2 separate regions of the Mus musculus genome follow, and region 1 is linked to region 2. A link is a loop called in an ENCODE intact Hi-C map of the cell type or tissue named here. Cell type or tissue: left cerebral cortex. All regions are shown on one strand.

The links. Hi-C counts contacts between places; a loop is a spot of excess contacts. Peaks named below come from ENCODE experiments on the same cell type or tissue, not always from the same donor. Only the 100,000 strongest peaks of a DNase experiment are listed, where the experiment ranks them.
Region 1: a loop joins it to region 2, with 10 times the contacts of the local background. A loop is called at or near these places in 2 of 42 quality-filtered maps.

Annotation. Positions count from the first base shown.
Region 1 is chr5:4,992,413-4,994,912 of GRCm38, forward strand. The region is part of intron 10 of Cdk14 (cyclin-dependent kinase 14); the gene reads right to left. Among named protein-coding and RNA genes, the nearest start is that of Fzd1, 240 kb to the left of the region's middle. In left cerebral cortex, a CTCF peak has its summit at 1,021; DNase peaks (open chromatin) are centred at 260, 1,030 and 1,737; H3K27ac peaks cover 2,082 bases.
Region 2 is chr5:5,238,842-5,241,341 of GRCm38, forward strand. All of the region lies in intron 3 of Cdk14 (cyclin-dependent kinase 14), which reads right to left. Among named protein-coding and RNA genes, the nearest start is that of Gm30151, 130 kb to the right of the region's middle. In left cerebral cortex, no CTCF peak of the experiment used is centred here; DNase peaks (open chromatin) are centred at 1,545 and 2,465.

The DNA of each region.
Region 1 (2,500 bases), 250 kb before region 2:
ACAAGCTGAAATAATGCTCACTGCACCTCTGGAAATCAGCACAGATACTACCCTCAAATGTACGCTCTTCAGGGCCTGACTGCCTGGGATGAGAGCAAGGACACGCATGGGCTTTCTATCGGAGCTCCTAAGAATTACAGTAAAACGCTGACCAAGCTTGGCTTCTCAATATACACACTTCTGAAATCTACTGGGATGTGGAATGCTTTTTAATTTAGGAAGTCATAAGAGAAGAGAAGATCTGCAGGCATGGTGTTGAGTGCCTGAAATCCCACCTCTCAGAAGGCTGAGGCTGGAGGATCACGCAGCACTGTCACGAGTTTGAGCTTGGCCTGGTCTACATAGCAAGGCTACAAACACAAGCAAGCATCAAAAGACAAGAGAGGATCAAATGAGTGTAAGTGGAACCGTTTATTGATTTAGAGAAAAAGTAATAACAATGATGGGATATGACCAAATGAAGAAAGTGAAACTGGTGATACAAGTGTTGGTAGTAAGGGATTCATGTCAAGGGGCTCGTGTGCTTTCTGTGGAATATAAACAAAAGCACATGCTAAGGCCTGCTCCTCGTTACTCCTTTGCCCTTCCTGCTAGAGTCCAAGACTCTGGACAGACACAGCTTATACAGCAGGTGGAATGAAATATTAAGAATAATCCAAAGGGAACTTCTGGAGAAAGATGATTTCAGCCTCAGGATTTATTTTTAAGAATTAAGGAATGCCATGGGAAGAAAAAGTTCTTTTTCATAATGAAATCGGCCTGGCTATGCCTATTCTGAGCACTGCCAGCAGGCAGAAACAAGCTGTCTCCAGCCATCCTGCTGTTCAGGGCACTGCCTGTCTGCAGGGTCCAGCAGGGTCCACCCACAGGGATTGCTGGCACGATCTTGGGTAGAGATGTCTGGATCAGTCTGTAGCCATCACTGCCTCTAGGACAGACAAGGATAAGACTGGATGTCTTTATGAACTACTTCAGATCTTAAACCACAGCCGCCCACATCACCATCTGTTGAGTGCCATGTGGACGAAAAGAAAAATGCACGCTGGTCCTAAAAATACTATTTGCCTTACAAGGAACAATCCCTGATGGCTCTGCCTCCCTGGCCTCTGTTTTATATAACATTAATTAGAGATGCTAATTCTGTGTCAGAATGGTACTGTAGCCACACCCTGGAATGTGAAATCCTAAACCTTCAAGTTCTGCCAAAATGTGTCACTGCATCCAAGTGCAACAAATTCAGTTGGAATTTTTATATTCCATGGCTCCCTGACTGCAAGTCCATGGAACTGGAGTTGTAATCATTCCAGACACATAATTGCCACCATTAAACCATGCTATGTAAGCCCGGTTTTGTCACCTGTTAGTCAATAATAACATTATACGTATTCTTGTGCGTTTGAATAAGAAAAAGCTTTTGAAATTTTCAGCGAAAATTCATAAAACTAATATATATATTATATATATATTATTACATTATATATATATATATATATAGTACAAACTATCTCTGCTTTCAGTGCAACACTATTAAGCTCCAAGCATCTCCCTGTTACACTTCCCTCTTTCCAGAAGAAGACAGCTATCAGCTTTACTAGGTAAAAGATGTGTAAGGTACCCTAGAGGAGAAAGGAGTTTGGTCAGGAGACCATAGCAGTGCACTGGCCACCCAATAATGTTCCATTTCCAGCACTGTAGGCCTCTCCAGCATCACGTGCTTCTCCATCTTCCAGAAGCCAGCCAAGGACACAGGCTTGTGACTCTTAGCCTCCAGTCTCTGACCTGCAGTTGTGGTCCAGCTCTGGTCAAGCTCCCGCCTCCCAACCAGCCCTTTGCCTCTCCTGTCCCAGCTCTGTGAATACCTCTCATCTGTTGTCTCCATCATGGATCTAGGTGTTGATCGCGCTTGACTTTGTTGATGTTTTCAATTAGTTTTGCTTTCAATTGCATATCTCTTCTTTGACATTTATTATTGTTTTCTTTCCCATTGCCTTTGATTTAATTCACTTCTATTCTCCTACTTCATAGAATAAACACATAAATCATTGATGTCAAACTTCTCCATTTCCCAGTGTAAGCTTTTAATGCTGTAAAATACTTCAAAGCCTGCTTTAGCTAACTGTCACACATTCTGATGGGTTGTAGTCGGAAGAATCTGTTTGATATCTTAATCAAAGTGCAATGTAAAAGTTATTAAAGGCTGTTAACATAATTTGACGTTCTGAATCCTATGTGAAAGTTTACTTAAAACCATTTTCTATTTTCTCTTTTAGGCAGACAATCTCGAGGAATTTTCTTTGAACAATTTTCTTTGAATAATTTTCTCTTATCATGATCTTATATTATTTTGCAGGACTCTGGACAAAACTCTCCAAGCAACCTCTCGGCCACATCCTTAAGTAAAGGCTCCTGAGTGCTGCACTGGTTTTTCAGTTTCAACCAGGTGAATGATGGCAATACCCAAAAGAGTGAGAGGGGCTGTGGACACGAGAAATGCCAAGGC
Region 2 (2,500 bases):
TAATGACATGTCATACAGCCAAGAAGAAAGATAAGTTGATGGATCTGGAAATTACTACATTAATGGAGTTGATCTGATCACAAAAGACAAAACCACATACTCTTTCCTATGCAGAGCCTAGCTCCTAAGATTTAGATATATAGATTTATGTGGGTGTGAGTGCAGGTAAAGGGGATGAGATTAGAAAGGGGCTGTGAGAGGGGAAGGCGGGTTCTCAGGAAGGGTGTGGAGAGGATAATAGATTCACCACGTAACACACACAAAAGCAGACTGGCATAAGCTGTGGGAGGAGGGAGACGAGGAAACCAGCATAATGAAGCTTGTGACTTTATGTTAAATAAATAAATAAATAAATAAATAAATAAACAAATAAATAAATAAAGTAAGGACTCAGAACACCTAACAATAAAAAGCCATCCTTTGTTTAATCAGACCATCTCAGTGTCACCTCAAGGTGTCATCTCTGTATAATTTACAAGTTTAAAACAGACTCACGAAAAATACCAATGATGGAGGTAGGATGTAGTATCACACATCTATAATGCTAACACTTAGGAGGCAGAAGCAGGCAGATCTCCCTGAGTTCAAAACGACCCTGGTCTACACAGAGATACTATCTTTTTTTTCTTTCTTTCTTTCTTTCTTTCTTTCTTTCTTTCTTTCTTTTTTGAGGGTACTGATTATTTTTTTATTAGATATTTTCTTTATTTACATTTCAAATGCTATCCTGAAAGTTCCCTATATCCTCCCCCTGCCTTGCTCCCCTACCCACTCACTTCTACTTCTTGGCCCTGGCATTCCCCTGTACTGAGGCATATAAAGTTTGCAAGACCAAGGGGCCTCTCTTCCCAGTGATGGCCTACTAGGTCATCTTCTGCTACATATGCAGCTAGAGACACGAGCTCTGGGGGTACTGGTTAGTTCATAATGTTGTTCCACCTATAGGGCTGCAGACTCCTTCAGCTCCTTGGGTGCTTTCTCTAGCTTCTCCATTGGGTGCCCTGTGATCGATCTTATAGATGACTGTGAGCATCACTTCTGTATTTGCCAGGCACTGCCACCAAACCCATACACTATTGCATATGCCAGCAAGATTTTGCTGAGAGATACTATCCAAAAAAAAAAAAAAAAAAAATCCAATGATGGTGGAAATCGAAAAGAAGTCAATTTGCCAATTGGGATGACAACTTTTTCCAAGTGTATATGACATGGTTAGTAAATGAAGTATATGTATAGACTAAAGAAGATGAGTGAGGCAAACTGTCCTTCTTATCTTTAATATTGACATAAAGAGAATTAAAATCTCCGTCTCAATTATTAAACACTCATATCTCTAGTTGCTGGCTGAGCATCTTTATAGGCAGAATGAGCATGTCAAAGAAAGTAGCATAGACTGCAAGAAGCTCTTAGGATCAATTACTCCATCTGCCACAGAGCTGAACACCATAGTAACCCATTGCTTCAACAAATCATCCAATGAGAGGACAACTCCACACAGGCACACCAAGCCCCATAGTTACATGTCGCTAAATTTTTAATGAAGTACAGACCCAAAATAGAATTCTTGTCTTCGGAGAAATCAGAAATAACTGGGGCTGTACAACACTTTCAGCATCATTTACTCTAGTCTGAGTGTATAAATGGGAGAATCTCCCAGAAAGATGACTTTCCCAAAACTATCTGCTCAGTTTTAATTAAACACATTTTTCCTCAAAGCAAAACTTGTCTCTTTAATCTGTTCCCATTCAACATGCAGCGCAAGGAAAAGAAATAGCAAAATCTGGTAATTAACAATATTTTAAGAAAACAGCCTAACTAGTAACAAAGCATTGTTTCTTAGACATGGATTAATTTTTTAGAGGTGTCCAGATGTTGCAGCCTGGGTAACATCAACAACAGAAAGGGTATCTCCCAATTACGCAATACCTCAGATCAAGACAGTGGAGGCAAGGTCAGTCTCTGTGAAGGTCGCTCAGGGTCAGCCACCTCCATCCTACTGCTTCTCAGCCTGTGTTCCCTCTGTAGTGTCCCTCCCTGGGTCATAAGACCATCCCTTACATTGGATTAGGAAGAAGCCCAACGACTGTATTTTCACCCAATCACCTCTTCCAATGGGGTCTGCGGTACTGTGGTTTAGAAATTGAACATAGAGGTTTTGGGGGGAACACAATACAGGCCACAGGAAAATACACAGATTGGTGACAGATGAATATACTTTGAATTTTAATATAGACAGGATGGGAGTTGCAGAGGAGATCCAAGTCCTTTTTTTTTATTTTTAATGAGATTTTATTTCCATATATGTTCAATTATACACTACACTGAAGAGCTTTTTACTTTTTTTCTCTTCAAAAAATATACATAAAATCCTGTAAGATGTAATGGACATTGGCGTGCAGAGCTGCCTGACTGGTCCCGTGTGGGTTATGTTCTCCCGCATTCTCAGCGCCAGGAAACAGCTTGAGCATGTCGCACTTCAGCATCACCCTCCTGAGCCCAA